Linked DNA regions of Mus musculus: region 1 is linked to region 2. A link is a loop called in an ENCODE intact Hi-C map of the cell type or tissue named here. Cell type or tissue: gastrocnemius. All regions are shown on one strand. Each heading gives the region's core, and the rest is flanking DNA. Links, peaks and the distances in the headings are about the cores only. Region 1 overlaps Klhl2 (kelch-like 2, Mayven). Region 2 overlaps Klhl2 (kelch-like 2, Mayven).

The links. A loop is a pair of places that touch in the nucleus more often than their neighbours do. Peaks named below come from ENCODE experiments on the same cell type or tissue, not always from the same donor. Only the 100,000 strongest peaks of a DNase experiment are listed, where the experiment ranks them.
Region 1: a loop joins it to region 2, with 1.8 times the contacts of the local background. A loop is called at or near these places in 10 of 42 quality-filtered maps.

What each region holds. Positions count from the first base shown.
Region 1 is chr8:64,783,079-64,794,175 of GRCm38, forward strand. All of the region lies in intron 4 of Klhl2 (kelch-like 2, Mayven), which reads right to left. Gm46040 (a long non-coding RNA gene) reads left to right here. Exons shown (of 4, transcript XR_003947556.1): 3 at 1,337-1,449. Among named protein-coding and RNA genes, the nearest start is that of Gm46040, 13 kb to the left of the region's middle. In gastrocnemius, for the core only: no CTCF peak of the experiment used is centred there; a DNase peak (open chromatin) is centred at 5,854; H3K27ac peaks cover 1,355 bases.
Region 2 is chr8:64,828,325-64,839,421 of GRCm38, forward strand. It overlaps Klhl2 (kelch-like 2, Mayven), which reads right to left. Exons shown (of 15, transcript NM_178633.3): 2 at 6,119-6,244. Among named protein-coding and RNA genes, the nearest start is that of Klhl2, 16 kb to the right of the region's middle. In gastrocnemius, for the core only: no CTCF peak of the experiment used is centred there; a DNase peak (open chromatin) is centred at 6,335; H3K4me3 peaks cover 1,623 bases; H3K27ac peaks cover 2,433 bases.

The DNA of each region.
Region 1 (11,097 bases), core at 1,081-9,080, 46 kb before region 2:
ACAAACAAAAAAATTATTATCCTAGCTTGTCAACATGACATCTAGTGACCACCAGTCACTCATGATATCAACAGTAAAAGTAGCTATGGCCACATCAAAACCTACCTTTGAATCGATTAAACAGCTGGTTAAAACAAAACAAAATAAAAGATATCAAACGAACCACACCCCATTACCAGAGCCACTCAGTTCACAGAGACCCTGGGGCCATGTACCTTAGGTTGCAATCTACCTCACAAAGAATTCAAACTCAAGAGGGGTTATAGATGATGTCTAAGTCATATGGTCATGCCATGGGAAGCTGGAGATAGACTACAGTTTACAACTCCAAGACTTTCAATCCCATCTCTAGGTGACTTCTAAATATCCCACGCTATCCTTTCCATCACAGTGCTAAACACAACCACTCAATAAAATCAATTCTCAGAGTAGCTTCCGTATTTAATGGAGTACCAGGACAAGCAGAGAGCTGGCGGCCAAGAACACCTAATTATCCTGATTATGTAGAAGTTAATCCAGAGCCTTGGAGAAGCCATGTAACTCACCTAAGGCCATACATATGACATGGAAATAAGACAAGCCTGACATGTGAATAGTATTAACCAAAATGGGGTAACTACTTCAGATAGCATAGACATTCTGTGCTCATGGTTCACTGTAAATCAGGGACTGGAGAGAAGGCTCAGTGGCTACAAATGCTTGCTCTTCTCTAGATGACTGGAATTCAGTGGGTAGCCCACTATGGTTCCAGGGACCCAACACTTTTCTGGCCTCTGTGGACACTCATGTAGGCACGTGCACATGCCATGTCCACACACATGCACACTCGAACACATGCGTGCACAAAATCCTTGAAACTTAAAACAATGTTGTGGACCAATGCAGCTCAATGGTTTACTGAATTAAAAAACTGGATACAAAGTTGGGAGGGCCTAGGAAGTGGGGATGGATCTACGAGGTAGTTAGGCACAATATAGGAAATATGGTCAAGATACACTGTATGAAGTTCTCAAAGAATCAACAAGCTATTATATTAAACATATAAACTAACAGGGGTGCATCTAAAGGTTACTTCTATTTATTTGAATTATATAAGCACTCTTAGATAAGTCCATTTAAGCAAGATTAAGCCATGGTAGAGAAAGAAATTTAAAAATTTATTAGGATTCATAATTCTGAACATGGCAGAATCCTGAAATGGCATGTATTTTGGAAAAGGCTAATTTCTGAGACAAAATTTCCTGTCTCGTGTTTTCAGTATTCAGTGTGATTTTCCATGTCAATAAAAGGGCACATGGGCTGTCATAACTCTGGGGCTTATCTTCTTCTGTGTCAGGAAAAGGAAGGAAGCACCCAGAAGTGAAAAGGGCGGTTTCTTTCCTTATCGTTTGATGCAGGATCTCTCTACACCATAGCAGCCTCAAGCTTGTCCTCCTTCTGTCCCGAGAGGTAAGATCCCAAGTGTGTGGCACCTTCAATACCTAAGAAGCAATCTCAGATAAAAATATCTAGTTATGGCCAGGCACGGTTCAGATACCTCTAATCCCAACAATGGGTAACTGGTAGAGGTAACTGGCAGATCTCTGATTTCCAGGCCAGCCAGAGCTACACTGTGAGACACTATCTTAAGAAAATGGACAAAACTTACTAAAAGATCCAACAAATAGATGAATGTTTCTAAAATTTGTTCTTAACTTTCTCAGCTTTCCTAAGACTGCAACCCTCTAATACAGTTCCTCATGTTATGCTGACCCCCAACCATAAAAGTATTTTGTTGCTACTTCATAACTATAACTTTGCTACTGTTATAAATCATAATGTAAGTATCTGATAAGCATGAGAGCTGATATTTGACCCTCAAAGAGGTCATGACCCACAGGTTGAGAACCACTGTCCTAGAATTACGACTCAATGGAACAATGGTTTGTTTTTTTGTTGTTGTTGTTTCAGTTTGGTTTGGTTTGGTTTGGTTTGGTTGAGGAGGGAGAAGTGGGATTAAATGGAAAACCTCACCCATGCTAGGAAATGCTCTACTGAGCCAGATCGCCAGCCTGTCGTACCTCATACGAAAGTGGAATTACAATGATACAATAACCTCCCAGACATCTCTCGGTTATCTAACAGAAATTTTCCATTTACTCCCACTTTGGTGGTATTAGCCCTGAGACTGAGAAAAATAACCTGAAAGCATCCTAAGATCCTTGGTATACTCTGCAACATCAAAGAGAGCAACGATGACTTCCCACAGATCTGAGTGACAGGACAGAGAGAGTGACTACATCTCATGGGGTGTGTATCCAGAGGAAGGCCATGCTCTCCAAGCAGAGACATCCCTCTTGGGTGTGTGGAATGAGCAAAGACCGGCCCTTCCTACAGCTTCTCCTTCTGCTTCGTTCTGTCAGTACTGAGTACCTCCACTTGAGCCCTGGCACTGTCACTGCCAGCTCAGTCCTTCACAGTTACAAAGACCATTTATACAACATGAACCAAATTATTCTTATGCATTGATCCCTGTGTTGGCTGTCTCTCTCCCTAAGGAGCGGTAAGGTCAAATCAGGTTCATCCATGCTGGACTCTCGGCTCCTAGATGAATGAATGCCCAGGTAGCCCAGAAGTCAATCCACCGGAATGGAAATCAATTTGTCACTGTGTTTTAAAACAGATACAATTTGGAATGCTTCTTAAACAGAACTACACTCACTACTTGGGGGAATATATTTGCATGTGACATTGCTTTGGTCCTATTTCAAAATCCTTTCAGCCTGACCTCTTACTTCAGCCATCACCATAATGACTAGCTCTGAAACTCATTGACTTCCTTCATGAAGATACCACAGAGCACCCTACCATGAGCCTCTGCCACACTCCTACCCAACATACCACAATAAACTAATTTCTAAGCAGAATATACAATATGGTATCCTGGTTTTTTTTTGTTTTTTGTTTTTTGTTTTTTTTGAGACAGGGTTTTACTGTGTAGCCCTGGTTGCCTGGAGCTCACGATTTAGATAATGTTGGCCTTGAACTAACAGCCATTGATCTCATATTGGCTTAACTGCCCGAGTGAGCCAATAGGCCTGGAATTTTGTTCTTTTTAATTATGTGTATGTGCATGCCTATGTGTGGGTATACAGGGTATGCAAATGTAAATGCAGGTGTGTGGAGACCAGAAGAGGGTGTTAGCCACATTACACCAGGACTGGGAATTGAACTTGTGTCCTCTGGAAAAGCAGCAAATGCTTAGCCACAGAGCTATTTCTCTAGGTCCTGCCTTTTCCCTCTCTCTCTCTCTCTCTCTCTCTCTCTCTCTCTCTCTCTCTCTCTCTCTGTGTGTGTGTGTGTGTGTGTGTAAACACAAAGATGGCTCAAGAAGGAATTACCACAACTATTTTTGAAGACTATCTCCAGTTAGTGGCAGTTTAAAACTTTTCTATTTATTTGTAAAGCTTTCTTCCTGTTCTAATAGCTATGCATTCGAATGGTCACATATTACTTTTTCAAAAGGCAGGGAAGCAAGTGAAAGAACGCCTTTCTCTACCTTGAGAACTCTAGCAAACAAGCAGTGAGTGCTGGGAGCCCCGATGAAGTGCACTCCCCCCCCCCCAAACTTTGACCACACCCTCATCAGACTGCCCTCTTTGGCCTTCCACCACAGGGCAGTGTCTTAGTTAGCATTTCTGTTTCTATAAAGGGACACCAGGACCACTGCAACTCTTGTAAAAGAAAACATTTCACTGGGATGGGCTTACAGTTTCAGAGGCTTAGCCAATTATCATGGTGAGAAACATGGCAGCATGCTGGCAGACAAAGTGCTGGAGAAGGAGCTGAGAGTTCTATGTAGGGACAGGCAGGCATCAGGAAGGCTTGAGTCCACCATTGAATCACACACCTCCTCCAACAAAGCTCCACCTTCCACAAGGCCACACCTCCTAATGGGCTTGTGGGAGGCTCTTTTACTCAGAACACCACTTGCAGGGTTCTGTAGAGGATCCTCTTTCTCTCTGGTGCTCTTGCAATCAGCAGCGTGCTTGGAGAAAGATGAAGTAAAAGATCATGGTAGCTAATTAAATAAGCCTAACTTAAAATGCTATCGTTTGAGAAATAACTTTTTTTTTTCACTTAGATATGATAATTTCAAACGCAGCAAGACAAATTAAAGGCTATAGTTGCCTATATACTTCAGGAGAAACATTCCATAATGTATAAAGAACGTGGAGGGCAGGGGAGCACTGATTAGCAAAGACAAGTAGAAGGCTAGACAAGGAAGACCAAGCAAACAATAAGCATCCCTCTGCCACTTTCCCCAGCTGCACACTTTAAACTAAGATGCTTTTAGCCCAGCTCACACTGACAAGCCAAATTTCATGCAAAATGCTTTGCTGAGACAAGCACACTTCTGGCTGACTACTGGACTCTGTAGTGCATTTTCAGCTTGGGCATTCACTCCATGGGGGAAATCATTTATATAGTATGTCTTTTAGATCCTTAGCCAACTTAACTAAACTAGCCAACAGGATCCTTGGCAGTCTGTTTATGAAGAAGAAACTACAAAAGGTTCTGGGTACCTTTTATATAGTATCTATATACCATACATATATAGTATATTTATGTAGTAACTATATAATAAATAGATAGACTCTTAAATGTAGCTATAGATATAGTCCAATACCTAAGAAACCACGAACATGAAATTGACAGCTCAGCTCAGCCACTGTAAACTCACAAATGTACTACCAATGTGTAGGCTTTATATTAATATTCCAACACTTTTAAGTTCATCTCAGAAACAATGACCTGGAAGCAAACAAGGAAATAGCTGCCCAAGGGCATGCACAGAGAGATGACATTATCACCACACGTGAAGAAGTTGTAAGACTCTCATTGAGGGGATTTAGAAAAATAATAACTCAGTGGACAAAGAACTTTCTGTAATTTTCATGAGGACTTGAGTTTAATTCCCAAGAGCCCACAATTTAAAAGACAAACAAACAAACCAAAACCAAGAGCAGTGTCTTAGTTAGGGTTTTACTGCTGTGAACAGACACCATGACCAAGGCAAGTCTTATAAAAAACATTTAATTGGGGCTGGCTTACAGGTTCAGAGGTTGAGTCCATTATCATCAAGGTGGGAGCATGGCAGTATCCAGGCAGGCATGGTGTAGGAGGAGCTGAGAGTTCTACATCCTCATCCAAAGGCTGCTAGTGGAAGATTGACTTCCAGGCAACTAGGGTGAGGATCTTATGCCCACACCCACAGTGACACACCCATTCCAACCAGGTCACACCTATTCCAACAAGGCCACACCTCTAGATAGTGGCACTCCCTGGTCCAAGGATATACAAACCATCACAAGCAGGGACATGCACCTCTCATCTCAGCCCTGGGGAGGCAGGGACAGGAATCTCCTAGAGTTTGTTGGCTAGTTTAGTTGAGTTGGTGAGCTCAAGGGTCAGTGAAAGACTGTCTCAAATAAACTAGATAAATAAGTAAGAAGAAAAATGTCACTCAACATGTTGAGTTTTGATTTCTATACAGGTGCTCATAGATGTGCATACATGGACACACACACACTAAAAAGACCTCATTGTAAAATAAAAATCAGCACTTTTCAGGAGCACCCAGCTCCCAGACTCTAAGTAATACTCAGTGGGTCTATTTCTCAACTCGCTGCTCATTTACAGACTCAGGATGGTTCTAAGCTTCAGCACCACTGAGCCGCACCACCACCTGGCTGCGGAGACTTCAGTGGGTACAGGGAAGAAACAGGAAGCCTGTTCTTCCTCTCTTGGGGGATGCAGGACTACACCCACCTTGCAGTTTACAAACAGGAAGGTGTTTGTCTGTGGCACCCTGCCAGCATCTTAGTCACACTTCTTCCTCTCAAAACTGCAGCCTGGCAACCAGAAAGCAGCCCTCTGCTCTAAGCACCCACCCATAACTTGCCACCCCTAGACACACCTACCTTGACTCCCTCCATCCAATTCGGCCTTACCCAAGCTCCATCACTTGAGATATTTACCAGTAGCAGGGCCCAAAACTCTTTTTCAACTAGTTCCCATCATAGCTAATCTTACAAACACCTCCAGACCAAGTTTTGCCAGAGACAATTAAAGTTTTAAGAGAGACAGACTCTTTAACAGAATATGCCAGTGGCTGATGGACTTCGCAGTGGTATAATCAGGAACTGGGAAGAAAACCTGAGTGGCAGAGTAGTCATCAGGCCGTCTGAGAGCCCCTCCCCACCCCAAGTATCCTTTTTATAGCTGCTATTTCCATCTTTTGTAACCTAAGACTTCCCTGATAGTGGCCCAAACACACAATGCAGACAACAACTACACAATGCAGACAACAACTACCTTGCTTGCAGCATTGCTGAAAACATATTCACCACTTTACACAGAGCCTGGCCCTCGATCACTAGCACTGCCTCTAATCCAAGGTTTTTCTGTTTCCTGGCACAGGGAATTCAATCTCACGACAAAGAAGCACTAGGATCCGCTCTCTTCATTCACAGGATGAGGTTGTTTCATGTCAGTTAGACTTCCTTTCCTGGCCAAATATTCTTAAAACGAAACCCATCATTACCCATAAGCCCCCTCCCACCACAACCTCTAACCAGGCTCCTTCTCCTGTCCCACCTTCTCACTCTGCAGGGTTCTGCCAGGCAGGAGTCCTGCCCAGGGTCATAGCCGGGGACTGGGGGATGCTTCAGTCCAGGCTTCTTCCATTTCATGGGGTGAGGGTGACTTGGTGGCTTAACTTCCATTCACTCTCAAGAACTCTGAGCATTTATTCACTTAATAATGACTTATTATTCATTTAACAAATTCGTAATGGATACCCACCTCCTCTGTACTAACTTGTAATCTAGATTCTAGAGATACAGAAATGAAACGAAGAGACAAAACCGCCAGCCACCCTGGAGTTCCAATGCTAACAGGGATTGTGTTAATATATTTTATTGTCTTCCATCGATCTAGTGGGGACACGCACAGCTCTCCATTCACCCCAGTACTACTGCCTTCCAAGAGGTCTTCAAACCCCATGGACAGATTGAGGCTGTGAGTGAGGAGGTGTAGATATTAACACCAGATTGTCACACTGTTGCTAAAAGCTTCAGGAACGTGAGCTGAGAAGAATACAGAATGGACACCAGGCCACAGTTTACCCAGAGCACTTTGGCCTTGAATCTAGAATCATTCCACAGCAGCTATGTGGTCCTGGAAAACCTGAGTCCTCCTGTGCCACAATTTTCTCATTTGTAAAACATTCCGCTGTCCAGAACGTTGTAAAAACTCACTCAATGCTCTTGATCAAGCGGCTGAGATATGGAATCCAGGCAGCCTCTTGCTGTAAAACAAGTCTCTTATCCTATTATCCCTTTGGAAATTGCTGTACTTTTGTCTCATTGACATTAGCGCTGCCTCCATACATTCTCACTACAAAGGAGAAAATGTAAACATTGATAATCCTAGCTCTCGGGAGCTGAAACAGGAGGTTCACATGTTTGAGATTGGCCTGAGTAACAACAGTCCAAGGTCTTACCTGGAAACAAATATTGAAAAAGCCTCTAAAGCTCCATGTGCCTTGCTTTGGTTTGTTTGTTTATATTGCTTTTGTTTTTGAGACAGGGTCATGCTGTCTGCCAACACTGAGCCTCTGCCTCTGGCCTCTGCTTCCAGCACACTAGGAACACAGCTGTGTGCCCCCACAATCAAATCTGCCTTCTATGTCTGCATTAGATCCTTCAAAAGTCTTTCTTTCTGTATATTTAGAATCTCTCAAATGACTGAAAAGTAGACTACCACTAAGTTCCTGTCCACCTTTCCAAGAGTATAATTTACGGCTTTAAATGTAGCTGTTCGTAAAGGCTTGGAGTTTGATCCCCAGCACCACATAAAACTGGGTGACGTGGTGCACATCACTTAGGGAGAAGGAGCAGGAGAGTGAGAGGTTAAAGGTTACCTTAAACTACATGGCGAGTTCAAAGCCAGCCTGCCACCAATACACCAACAACATGAGACCGGTTCAATGAGACTGACAAGCTGAAAAACTAATTCAGTGTCTAAGATGGGAAGTAGAAAGCAGTATGTACCCTCAGGAGACCTCAAAAGTTGCCTTTAAAACATTAAAATCTTAAAAAGGCATGTCAAGTTGCTCTAAGGGCACTGGTAAGATGTGTCTGCAGATGAAGAACTAAGGATACCCTTAGCTCTCAAAGGTGGAGCGCCAGCACCTTTAGAACTGTGGATAACAACTGCCAAATTAAATGCCAAATATAATTGTCAGAATAATTTATCTCCATGGCCTCGCTCTGTGGCAATCATTCTCTACACTGGGGGAAGTAATTCAGAGAGTTCCTTGGGGGCACTGATTGCTTTATTACATTTGCCCTTTTCCCTTCCTGATCTTCCTTCTCTTCCCCTTCTCCTTGACCTTTCTCCTACACCTGCATTCTCTTCCTTCTCCCTTTCCCCCTCCCCCTCTTCCTCCCTCTCCTCTTCCTCTCCCTCCCCATCTTCCTCCTCCTCCTTTTTCTTTCTTTTTGGAACACCTGAGTTCCACATGTAGTGCTGGATTGCCTAGAACTCAGTGTGTACAAAGCCAGGAGGCTTCTCCTCAGGGATCTGCCTAGCCACGCCCTCTGGGTGCTGGTGCAAACCTGCACCACCATGCCTGGCTGCATCTCCTTTCTAAATCACACACAGTTTTTTCTAACAGGAATCTTGTAAGTTTTGGCGAGAGCTAATCTTTTTTGTTGTTTTATATCCTTAGAAACAATTCTGACTCAAAACAGGTACACAGATACACACACACATACAATATAATCCTAACCCTTGAAGAACTGTTTTCAGGGCTGGTAAAGTTCTTGCCTGGTAAACATCAGGGCTGAGTTCATCCCCCAGAACTCACATCAAAATGCCAAAGCCAGGAATGGCGGTGCACGCTTTTTCTTTTTCTTTTTTTTTTTTTTTTTTTGGTTGTTGTTGTTGGTTTTTCGAGACAGGGTTTCTCTGTGTAGCCCTGGCTGTCCTGGAACTCACTCTGCAGACCAGGTTGGTCTCCAACTCAGAAATCCGCCTGCCTCTGCCTCCCAAGTGCCGGGATTAAAGGCATGTGCCACCACTGCCTGGCACGCTTTTAAGGCCTGCACTCAGGAGGCAGAGACAGGTGGATCTCTGGTCAGCCTGATCTACATAGTAAGTTCCAGGACAGTCAGGACTACATAGAGAGATCGTGTCTTAAAAGAGCAAAACAAACAAAAAAAGAATGCCAGGCTCAGCACACTCTCGTCATCCCAGAGCGGATGGGAAGGCTGAGACAGGAGGATGCCTGGGACTTAACAGCCAGCTCTCCTGGCCTGTCTATTCTAACTGATTAGCTCCAGGCCAATGAGAAATGAGACAATTTGTCTCACAGAGGAGACAGATGGTGTTCCTAAGGCTGACATGAGGTAGTCTGTTGGCCTCCACATTCATGCTCCAGAGCTTCCACACTGACTGTCTCTCTGTCTGTCTCTCTCTGTCTCTGTCTCTGTCTCTCTCTCTCTCTCTCTTACATACACACACACATACACATTTTTTTAAAAAGGAAGAGAAATAGCTACTTGACAGCTGCATGTTGTTTTTCATAAGAAATTACATCTGTCCCCCAAACCCTCTCTACGTTAAATATTCAGACAACCACCTCCCAACTTTGTATCTCAAAGCTAATGTGAGGCATAAAATCAAGACAGTAAGACAAATTATTGCTAGAAAAAAAAATAGAAAGAAAGATACATAGCAAAGCACCTAAGGGGGAAAAATCAAATAAGACTGTACTTCATAGGAAATTAAATCCACCCATCTTACTGAAAGCTTGGCTGACCCGAACACGGGGTTAACCGCAGGCATTTGTTAAGCTCAGCGTGGCCCATCATGGCTCTTTAGGTCTTTTTATAACACCCCAAACTGTTAACATGCGTGCTTATCAACACACCATATCATAGCAGAAACGCATAAAGGTTCACTTAGCAGGAAAGGAGAGATTGTGGAAACACCACCTAAATGAAGCTCACAAACTCTCCAGTGTGGGTTAGAAGGCACCCCCCCCACGCACACCCTCCACCACCACCCCCCCCCGCCACACCCCGCCACCCCCATCAACCACATCCTAGAGGCTTCTGCTTGCACAAAGTTCAAAGCAGCTAAGACAATTCCCACAGAAATCACATCTGTGGACTGGGAACGAACGGGTGGGACTTTTATTGGAAAGATGCCCGAGGTTCTGCATGTTCGATATCTCAATGTAACCATGGGTCATAAGTATCTGTACTTACTAAAACTCTGCAAACTACAGAGCTAAACTCTGAATCATACCTCACTAAGGGAAGGACCATTAGCCCTTAAAATCCACACTAAGATATGAGGAGGTCGCTCAGTGGTATAGCTGCATACAGTAGACCCCTCATCACCATAAAAAAACAAAACAGAAAGTACACACAGGAGATTAGCCAGAAGTTAAGAGGTGGCATTCATAAGCCATACTATCTGATTTATTTTTAAGGGAAAATAGTGACCCTGTCTGGTAGAATCCAAAATTTAAAAATAAATCAAAACATAAACATCAAATATAGTTATGTAACAAAAGTTTCACTCTAGTATTCACAAACGTCATTTAAAACACTAATTGGGGTTGGAAAGATGACTCACTGGGTAAAATGCTTACTATGCAAACATGAAGAGCTGAATTCAGATCCACAGCACCCACAATAATGAGCTGGGTATAACCGATGATCTAAGCATTGGGAAGTAGAGGCAGAAAGATCTTAGGGGTTAGTCAGGCAGTCTGGTCAATTGGTGAACACCAGGTTCAATAAGAAACCCTATTCTATAAAAAGCCATAAAGGAAGACCTCACTATCAACCTCTGACCTCTACACACACCACATGCACATATACCACACACACACACACACCACACCATACACCACACACACACACACACACACACACACCCCAGACCACTAACATCATAAATACATGTTAGTGATGTATTCAGGTTTTCACAATCCAGATTCCAGAATCAAACAGATAGATTATCTAAAGCATAGGAATT
Region 2 (11,097 bases), core at 2,011-10,010:
AGTGAAAGCTGCTTTACAGGGCAGAGAGCACCCACTCGCTGATTTCAGTGAGTCAGGTTAAACCACGCCGAAGGCTGACAACATCCTTTATTAGAAAAGCAGATACATTCTAGGTAAAATGCCAATGATCTCAAAGGACAGAAGCCTGGACCACACGTCACGGTTATCTGCCCTTGTCTTCTCAAAGCCGTGCTCGTGGGTGACATCTGTGAATCAATCCCTGTAGCAGCCAAACATAAGAAAAACCTAAGTCTTGGGCGTGACAAGACTCAGTGAGTGGGGAGAGCTGGGGCGAGGGGGGGCGCTCCACCCCTGAGATTTACAGTGCCTCAGACTTGCAAACACACAGGAAGAGGGACAGGCCACTGATAAACGGTAGAGGAAAACCAGTTACAGACAGCGTGACAGTCAGTCCACCAGGGAACTTAGAGGAAAGCCGGGTACTGTCGACCATTTCGTAACTGCTCTACACTGGTAACGGCTCCCAGCGCAGAGTCTATCATCCCTTTCAGATAGACTTCAGACAGCTGAACGGGAATGAAAAGGGACAGAACAGAGCCACCAGGAGTCCCTGGGGAACGCATGGACTCCCTGTCCGTAGAGAAGGGACGTCTTTAGATCTGGGGACTTGCAAAAACATCTCATTGCTCTTAAAAGAAGAGAATTTACTTATGGATAAAGTAAAAGTAAAATACGAGGGAAAGGAAAAGGTATGGGAAGGTGAAGACTAGAGAGAAGTGGGGGATGCTGCCTCTCTGAGGGGGAAACAGTCACGCTGGGTGGGTAGGGGGGAGGGTCAGAATTATGTGGGTGAGACTAGCTATAGGGAAGAGCCCACACTACATACACAGGACACCTTGCTACAAGATGGCACTGCAACCCTGTAATCCTAGCACTTGGAAAACTGAGGCAGGAGTTTCCAGACTAGCACAGCAAAACTCTGTCTTTATAGGGAGTTGGGGGTAACTAGAGAGATGGCTCAGCAGTTAAGAGTACCTATTGGCTTACTGCTAGCTACTATAATAGATATGGATTCTATCCCAAATATCACATCAAACACTCACAACTGTCTGTTACCTTCAGTTCCAAAAATCTAACGCCCTCTTCTGGCCCCCACGGGCACTGCCACACATGCAGTGCACATAAATCCACACAGGCACACATGCAAATCCATAATAAAGCAAACAAAGGAATCTGTGTGTCGGAGAGATGGCGTAACAGTGAGATGGCGTAACAGCTGAGACTGAACGGAAAGAGGCTGGGTGGGGTGAGACTCTGACGTCTGGTTTTGAGGCTACCCAGGGCAAACTGAGGTGGGGCAGTGGGTACTCCATGCCTCTCGGGGTTGCAGCATCTCGGGGAGAAGGAGGAGAGAAGGTTGTTTTAGTGAAGTCATTTTAAACTGTCCCTTCTCCACATTCTAGAAGAGTTTAATGATCCTCTCCCTGCTCAATAAAGACCATTAAAAAGAAATCAACCACCAGTGCTTATGAGACCCTGCAGACTACTGCTGGTTAACTCTGCTCATACTCCAGGCTGTCTCTCAATCCTTCTTGCATAAATACATCTGGAAGGACTGAAGGGCTTCCTGTCCTTCAAGGAAGATCTTGTATTCCACTGTAGTGCACAAAACTAAAAGGTCCTGACAGCGTTCTTCCATATCAAACATACTGGCACGGAAACAGTCACGCCCTATGTGATTCTTCTAAAATCTCTTTTAAAAATCCTGACACAAAGGGATCAAAACCAAGGCAGCCTTGCCTGAGTTCACTGTTCAAGCCACTTGCCCTGACCTCTAAGTAACCAAGTATGAACAGCCACACAGGACAGATAACAGAATCCCAGGGGGAAACTGGGTTCCCCCTCTGTCAATCCTTGGGTACAGTGGGGGATGGGAGTGACACTCATTCCTTTAAGGGAAAGATTGCAGTTTTTTGTTCTTGTACAATGTAAAAACCACTACTACTAGTGAAAAACAGAGTATGTATGGATTATATAAGACATACAGGTGAATCACAGTTCATTCTTACAGAACGTTCTTGGCCCCTAGATTTAATTTAAGGGCCAAAAATTACATTCCTTCTAATAAAACTAAGACACTGCCCACCGCCCACACCCTCGGTAAGAACTGCAGCAACAAGCTCAGATAGAATCACATAGCCTAGAAACCAGCAGTGTTTCTTTAATTTCTCTGAAGATAAAATGCTGCCCCTTTTTTGCTACCGTTTTTTAATGTCCACACAGCTGGCCATCTAAGTTTCTCACTAACAGTTCTGAGAGCTGGGTATGCTGGGGCCTGCTTGTAAGTCCAGTACTTGGAAGGTGCAGGCAGGAGGCTAAACAGATCACCATTATCCTTAGCTATGTCATTTCAAGGAGACCACAGGTACATTAAGACCTACTCAACCCTGGAAAAAACAAAAAAACAAAAAAACAAAAAAACAAAAAAAAAAAGCTGGGCAGGAACAGTGGCCTTAATGCCAGCACTTGGGAACTTGGGAGGTAGAGGCAGCGGCTTGGCTGAGATAGAGGCCAGCCTGATCATAATAGATACAAAGTGAGACCCTGAATCAAAATTTTAAAAAAGGTACCTGTGATGTTCCCTGCTTCTTCATCCCCTCCTGCGCTCATCCCTGTGTAGCACATAGTAAACATGAGTCTAAAAAGTACACTGTTCAGGTAAGTTTTGCCTTGAAAAGATACTGAGAGAAAACGCTGAGCCAGTTCGCAGAGTGGGGAGTTAATGCTCCATTGTTTGATTCTGACACACTCTCGTTTTAAACTAACCCCCTCCCACTGGAAAAAGTGAAGTTCAACTACCAGAGAGTCAGTGCTGTACGAGAGCCAGCCCCCAAATCCCTCGTGTCACCCTGCCACTTGGATTCTCAGAAACTATAGGTGAATAACACTGCGCAGAAGACTCGGTCAAACCCACACAGTCTTCTAGCCTAGAAGGATGCTGTCCTTCTGACTTCGCACCCCATCTACACAGTGCCAGCACAGAGCCTTACCTCATCTTAGGTCCGTCCTTTCCCAGCTGTGCAACTAAGTTAAACCAGAAAAGACAGCTGTGTGTGAATCCTGGGACTCGGGAGAGAGGGATTTATTTGGGTAACAGTTTGAGAGTCCAGTCCGTCGTACTGGAACAGAATGATGGTAAGGGCTTATTCATATCTGGGTAGGTCAGGCTGCAGAGAGAAGGGATACTGGCACGCAGAGGGCTTTTTCCAGGACCACGGTCCGTGGAATGGTGTTGCCCACATCAGGATGTGTGGTCCGTCTTCAGATAAACCTCTCTCACAGCACTCCTGCCCTCCTACCTCTAACTGGGGATAGACGTGTGGGCAACCATACCTTACAAAGTGATTCATGAAAGGGTCTTTGTTTTCACCAGCAAAATAAAAATTCACCAAAGCCATCCTTAGTGCACAGCTGTGAGGCCCCCTTACTCCGCCTCCCACCACTGCCACATTAAGACTTAGAGCCACAGGGTTAGCGGCCAATGGATGCCAAGCACAGTAGTGAGAACAGGGAAGTTCTCCCTTCCCAGAAGTCAGGAAGCCACCCTGGGCTACCCTTTTCTGGCAATAGGAAGCTGATGCAAGGACAGGAAGTAATTAGTGACTTTCAGCTGTACAATAAAAAAAGCTTCAAGTTTTGTTTGTGTTTTTAAAAGAATTATACAAAAGGTAAGAAATAAAGGTGACTTTTTTTTTGAGACTCAGACTCACTACGCAGCCCTAGTATTCACTACGTAGACCTTAACCTCAGACGTCCTCCTGCCTCCGACCTCTACCCAGTATAGGTATTAAATCATGCAGTGTCACACTGCTCGAAAAACGGCATTTCCAAAACACAAGTCTGTCTTCTTGCTTCTCAGCCTTGTCTACTTCCTTTTATTCTTCGGAATAAAAGCCTTAATCTGCTTTATCCACAGTCATCCGTTTCCCAGCTGTGAAGTCAATTCACTCCGTGTTGGTGTATACACGCATGTGCACTGGTGTATGTGCCTGCCTGTGCCCGTATGTGCAAATGTATGGAGGCCAAAGGCTGATCTTGAGCCTCTTCCTCGGTTGCTCTCCCTTACGTTTCAGACTGGGTCTCTCAGTGGAGCTTGGTGGCTGGCTAGACTTGGCCCGGGAGCCCTAGGGATGCTCCTGTCTCTGCCTCCTGTCTCCCTGAGAAGACAGACCTGTGCTAGTGCTCCAGGCTACTGCTGTGCGTTCTGAGGTTCCAAATGCAGGTCCTCCTTCCTGCACAGTAAGCACATTACCCACTGAGCCAGCCTGACAGTACATTTTAAAAATACTACCGGCTAGTGACATCGTTAGAGCAAGCCTGGTTTCGGAGCAGCAGCCACCTGCAACTACTCTCAAAGCTCTCCTTTGTTTGACGATCAGCATGAACCACTGGCCGGTGACTCTGGCTCATGAAGTAGTGCAACACAGTGAACAGCCGTGTAGCCCACACCAGGTTGGGGATGGCCAGGGCTAAACAATCCTGGGATGAAACAGAGACTCAAAGTCAAGTATGGCTCAAAATGCAGTCATTTGCCTCAGGGGAAGGAGCCGTCGGTATTGCGTTCCTATGGTGTAATGAATCGTTCCTATGGTGTAATGAATCGTGTCCAGGTCAATCAGAGACCAAGGTAAAATACGGAAGCCAAAGCTATAGTGCCCAACAGGAGCAAGGGGGAGGGGGTGGGGGTGGAGGAGGGGGAGTGGTGGGTGGGGGAGGGGTGGGGGAGGAGTGCCTGCTAAAAGCCAGTTGGTTTGGCTTTGCATGTCTGACGCCCAAAAAGGTTGAAAGCCGGCCTTTTATGTTAGTGCTGGGAACAAAACCTGGGTCTTCTGCAAGAGCATCCAGAGCTTTTAACTGCTGAGCAATCTCTCCAGACCCTATTTAATCAGCTTTTAGTGTCACCCTTATCCCCAAAGCTTTTTTTTTTTTTTTTAGTTTTTCGAGACAGGGTTTCTCTGTGCATCCCTGGCTGTCCTGGAACTCACTTTGTAGACCAGGCTGGCCTCGAACTCAGAAATTCACCTGCCTCTGCCTCCTGAGTGCTGGGATTAAAGGCGTGCGTCCCCAAAGCTTTTAAACCAGATCTCTTTATATAGTCGACGCTGGCCTGAACGTGAGCTCTTCCGGCCTCAGCCTGTTGAGTGCTAGGACTTCAAGTGTGTCACAGGAAGGCTCAGTGTGTGACAATGACCCTTAACATGCATGAGAATCACCTTAGCAACAGGCAGGTACTGTCCCCAACAACCACAAATGTCACCACCAAAACAAGTTACATGTTTCCCTGTCTAAAAGTATCTCTCCGCATTCTTTATGGCTGGAATTAGAAGCCTGTCCTCGGCATTAATGAATGGAAATACAATGCAAGTAACGATTTTTCAGTAGTCACATTGAAAAGTTAAAAATAAACAAGATTAATTTCAATACAATATTCCATTTAAATCCCTGAGTCCCCAGGCTCAGAGGATAAAAGCATTTGCCATCAAAGCTGAAGACGTGAGTTCAAATACCCGAACATAGTGGTAGAAGAGAAGTGATTCCCACAGGCTTTCCTTAACTGTCACATGTGCCCACACATGTACACCGTGTGCGTGTCACACATAACACACATACACATACACACACACACAAATGAACAAATGAATAGGCAGAATATCTGATATGTTTAACATACAATCTGTATGTTTTAGATTAAAAACCTATTTTATTAGCAGAAGCACAGTGGTAGAACACGCCTGTCATCCAGTACTTGGACAGCAAAGGGAGGGTCAGGAGTTCAAGGTCATCCTCACCCAGGAATACACAGGACCTTCTCTCAAAGGAAAGAAAGAGAAATGAACGACGTCCCTGGAAAGCCACAGTAGACTTTTCTTAGAGAAAGCCTGAACTCACTCGCCGGGCTTGACCAGCCGCTGCTGGACGGAGGAGCTCTCTAGCACCTGCGCTTCGCTTCTGATGGCCTCGCTTCTCCTAAAAACCTCGCAGAAAAGCTTTTGATGTTCCCTGTGTTCGAGCAACAATGGGGGAGGGGAGGGGCCCCTATGGACAAAGAGAAATAAAAGGAAGACTAATGGGTGCGTGTGCATTAGAGTGACGTTACCTTCTGAGTTCGTTCATGACTTTAAAGGCTTTCTTCATGTGCCAGGGGTTCACCGTCAGTGGGCAATGTTTCTCAGGATTCTCGTCTTTTGAATCGAGGGGCTTCTGATGACCCTGCTTTGTGCATCTGTACACAGAGAAAAGAACAAAAAGGGAAGACAACGCTCTCATTAAAGGATAATTCAGTTCCGGCTTGTCAAGCTACAGACCAACCGAATGCCTGCCACCCTCCCCCGCTCATTTAGAAGGCGGCAGTCCTCCAAGCGAGAGTAAGATGCAACTCAACTCGGAGCACTTTCCTACAGACACTGTGGTTTCTACAAAAAAAAAAAAAAAAAAAAAAGTGGGTAATTATCTCCCTGGTGTCAAAGACCTGTCAAATATAAACGATGAAGATTCAGGGAAAATGGCTTAACAGAGCGAGCTCTCTAAATAATAAAGATGCTGCAAAAGATCTCTGCTGGAAATCAACTTGCTTTTATAATCAAAGTACAGTCATACCCATGCATACATGTTATACAGAGCGGGGAGGGGAGAGAGGGGGAGAGGGAGGGTGTTTGTTTGCAAACTACTTTAAGCAAACTTCAGATGCAGAACCTGATTTAAACATGCTCTCTTTGCAAAGATACTCAGCCCATGGATTTTGGGCCTACACTAGAAAGAGATTCATCATATTAACTGAAGTTCAGGACACACAGCGGCAGCTTCTGCAGATAATGGTACGCTCTCATTATTTATAATTGTCACAACAACTCTGTAAGCTAATTACCATAATTAGCCCATTTCACAGATGAAGAGACTGAGGTGGGAAGGAGGCAATGAGTGGCACATTGCGTATCAAGGCACAGCCGACCTGACTGCTCTCTACCACTTCCAGCGTCAAAGAGGTTAACCATGTTCAGATGGACCATTTTTCTTTTTTTTTTTTTTTTTAAAGAAAAGCTTTGTTTTCTTTTTATGGATATGAATATATATCTGTATGTTGGGGGGCAGTCCATGGAAGCAAGAAGAGGGCATTGCCTCTTCTCTAGAGTCACTGAGAGTTGTCAGCCACCAGGATAGGGACTGGGAACCCAACTCCAGTCCTCTGCCAGGGCAGCACACACTCTTAGCTGCTGAGCCAAGTCTCCAGCCCCTATACTTATGGTGTTTAAGAACACAAGACTTTAAGTATTGGATATGAACTGTTCCTTTGAGAGGTGGAGGCATAGAATTTGTCAGAATTAGGAATGTGATGTGAGAGCCAAGAACTGCTAACTATATGGACGCAAGGGGAATTTGCAAAGTGACACATGCATAACTCAGGACATTTACTACAAATCATTGGATTACATGTATTTTACAGAATATAAATTATACTTCAAAAAATGGGGTCCAAAAAAAAAAAAAAAAACGGGCTGGAGAGACAGCTTGGAGTTTAAGAGCACATGTTGTTCTTGCAGAGGGCGTGAGTTCAGGTCCCAGAACACACATACTGGTTCTTAAACAGCTGTAACTTCAGTTCCAGGGGATCTGACACCCTCTTCCGTCACCGTCCCTAGGCACCAGGCATGCATATGGTACACACATACACATAAAAAATAAATCAGCTTTTAAAAACCAAGGCACCACAGTAAGTCTCCTGAGATCCACACACATATGTGATACAAAGAACAGCAGCAAGCGTCCTGCACACAGATCTGATCTTCTCCCCCTGCCCCACTTCTAAAAGGGCAGTTCCTTTGAAAAACAAAAACAAAAAACACTGTATTATGCACTCATTCCTAAAATCAACGTTTTTTAAGTGTACTTGTAAACTATCAATGAATAAAGCAAAGATTTTTGCAGTCTGTGGGAGGCGGACACAAAAAGTATGGCAAGTCAAAAAACTGGGTAGGTAGCATGCTACAGGACAAGGTAGGTGAGACAGGGAGAAAGCCAGAGAATAGGATCAAGGACAGTAAGTGGAAACTGAGATCTGCACAAAGGCTAGATGGTTGAGAGAAGGCTCCCGAAGAAGGCACAGGCAGAGCCAGCTACAGTGCCCACCCAGCCGCACAGTCCCACAGCCAGAGAAACAGAGTAACAAAGGCTACAGTCTACATTTTTCAAAAGCCACCCACTGCCCCATGAAGACACCTGGGCAGGTTAGGTTTGTCAACTTGACAAAACCTAGAATCACCCAAGGGACCTCAAAAGAAGAAACGCCTAACTCGGACTGGCCGGTGGCCATGTCGGTGAGCCTGTTTTTACTGATGTGGAAGAGAAAGCCCTTCGTGAATGGCACTGTCACAGGGCTAGGGATATATATGTAAGAAAGATTGCTGAGCAGGGGCAGAGAACGAGCCAGTAAACACTGTTCCTCCATGGTTTCTGCTTCAGGCTCCTGCCATGAGTTCCTGCGATGACAGCCTCAGGGACAAATGGATATCTGGAAATGCAACTCTTTCCTCCCCTAAGCTGTTTTCTGTCCGAGTGGCTTGTTTTGTTTTGTTTTCTGTTTATCAGAGCAACCGGAAGCAAACTAGGACTAGAGTCTAGAGGGAGGGGTCAAGAATGAAAAGAAGGGATTTAGGTACGGCAGTAACCTCCTCTCAAACTGTGGGTCTCAACTCCTTTGGGGGGTCCAATGACCCTTTCACAGGGATCAGATATCAGATTTCCTGTATATCAGATATTTACATTACAATTCATAACCGTAGCAAAGTTACAATTATGAAGTAGCAACCAAATAATTTTAAGGTTGAGGTCACAATACGAGGAACTGTATTAAAGGGTCACAGCATTAGAAAGATTGAGAAGTACTGACCAAAGTCGTTACAGGGAGGCTGCCTTGGGTAAGAGAAGTGGCTGGCTTTTGCTATGTTCAAAGAAGCGGCAACCAGGTCTGTGTACATCCAAAGTCCCAGCAAGGAGAACAATTGAGTTTCCTTTAATAGCAAGAGGAAGGCTATGGGTGGAACTAATCTGGGGTGTAGGAAGATCATTTTCACACAGGTTGGCACTGACGTGGGGTACTGACACAAAAGTCAGGAGAAAGATACAAAGCTAGCCTGGAGTTGAAAAATTAAAACTCTAACTAGCGGACTGGCGAGATGGCTGAACAAGCAGAGACATTTGCCAAGTCTGACATTCTAGATTTGACTGCCAGAACCCACATGTTAGAAACGAGAGAACCAACTCCAAAAGTTGAGTGAGTATGTGCGCGCGCGCACACACACACACACACACACAATTTTGATTATTATTATTTAGATGGTGACAGATTTCTGAGAACTATTGGTTAATGGACAAAGCCAAAAAGCAGGCTGGCTACATGGATGGCAGTATAAAAAGCCAAGATGCAGATTGTCAATATTAAGGAAACCTAGAAAATTCAGCATGATTTGCTGTTTCCCCAGACCCAGAGTAGCACTGGCGAAGCCCTTGATCCCTTCTCAGGCTGTCCACCAAAACCAGGCTGAACCCCATTTCCCTGTTGATTTGTTTCTTAAGGCTGAACAACTGGGTGAGCGCAGGGCACGGCCTCCAGAGGCAAATTCCACTGCTGGCATGGGATAAGAGGAGGCACACTCCATTAGCTACTGCGGAGAATGTACAGAGTGATTTAAGAAAGGATCCTGGGGCTGGAGGGATGGGTCAGTGGTTAGAGAATACTGGCTACTCTTCCAGACCTGCGCTCAATTCCCAAGCACACACACAGCAGCTCATAACCCTTTCTGTACCTGCAGTTCCAGGCGATCCTCCACCCTCTTCTGGCCTCTGTGAGCAGCACCAGCCATGAGCAGAGTGCAGACACACATTATTTTTTTTTTTTTTTAAAGAAAGGATGTTAGAGAGCTGGGGAGATGGCTCGGTTAGAAAAGTGCCTGACGCACAAGCAGAAGGCCTAGACTGAGATCTCCAGCACCCACAGAAGAGTCAAGCATCTGATGGACAGTTGCAACCCTAGAAATGGGAGTGCCGGCTGACCAGCCAATGAGCAAGCTCCCAGATCTGGGAAAAGACCCTGTCTCAAAAACTAAGATGGACAGCCATAGACGGAAACAAACAGTATCGACCTGTGGCCCCCAAATGCATGTGCACTACGCATGTGCACAAATGCTAAAAAGGAAAAAGATCGTGGAAAGGGGATAATCTGGTAAGTCTAAGAGGCAGGTGGGGGAGAGGACTGGGGAGCGCCATGACACAGAAGACAGGTATCCCCTGTCTCACAGCACAGGACACAGCGGATTCCCACTCAAACTCTGTGGAACCCAGGCAAACCCCTTCTCTGGCCATGCAATATGGAAGTCCTACAGCAGCTGGAAAATATTGTAAGTGAAAATTAGTGATAACAATAATCACAGGAGAGTGTTGAGTGTTCAGAACAGAAACAAATGGACTCTGTTCTAAAGCAAAAAAAAAAAAAAAAAAACTTCATGGTTTAACAGGCAAGAGCTTTATACCTACATGACCAAATCAGGAGCCCATGGGATGTCTCAGTGAGAAAATGCACTGCGCTCTAAGCTAAACAGCCTGACTCCAACCCCAGGGACCCACATAGTGGAGAGAGAGAATCAACTCCCTTGTCCTGTCCTTTGACCTACACACATATGATGCAGCAAGCACATACCTTCCTCAGCAGAGACAGACAGACAGGCAGGCAGGCAGGCAGACAGACACACAGACAGATGTTTTAACATTTTTTTTTTTTAGTAATTAAGAGGGGCTGGAAGATGACTTAGCAGTTGCGAGCATTTGCTGCTCTTGTAGAGCAGGGTTCGGTTCCCAGCACTGACACTGCACCCCACAGCTACCTGCCTCAGGAGATCCAACTCTCCTGGCCTGTGCTGGCACCAGCCATGCACACGGGTCATGTACATGCAGGTAGGCAAAACAGCCATGAAATAAATAAACCTTTTAAAATTAGGATTTTCGAGTGGGTGTGGTAGGAACACACCTGTAACCCCAGCATCTCTGTAAACTGAGGAAGATCGTAAGTTCAAGGCTACCCTTAAC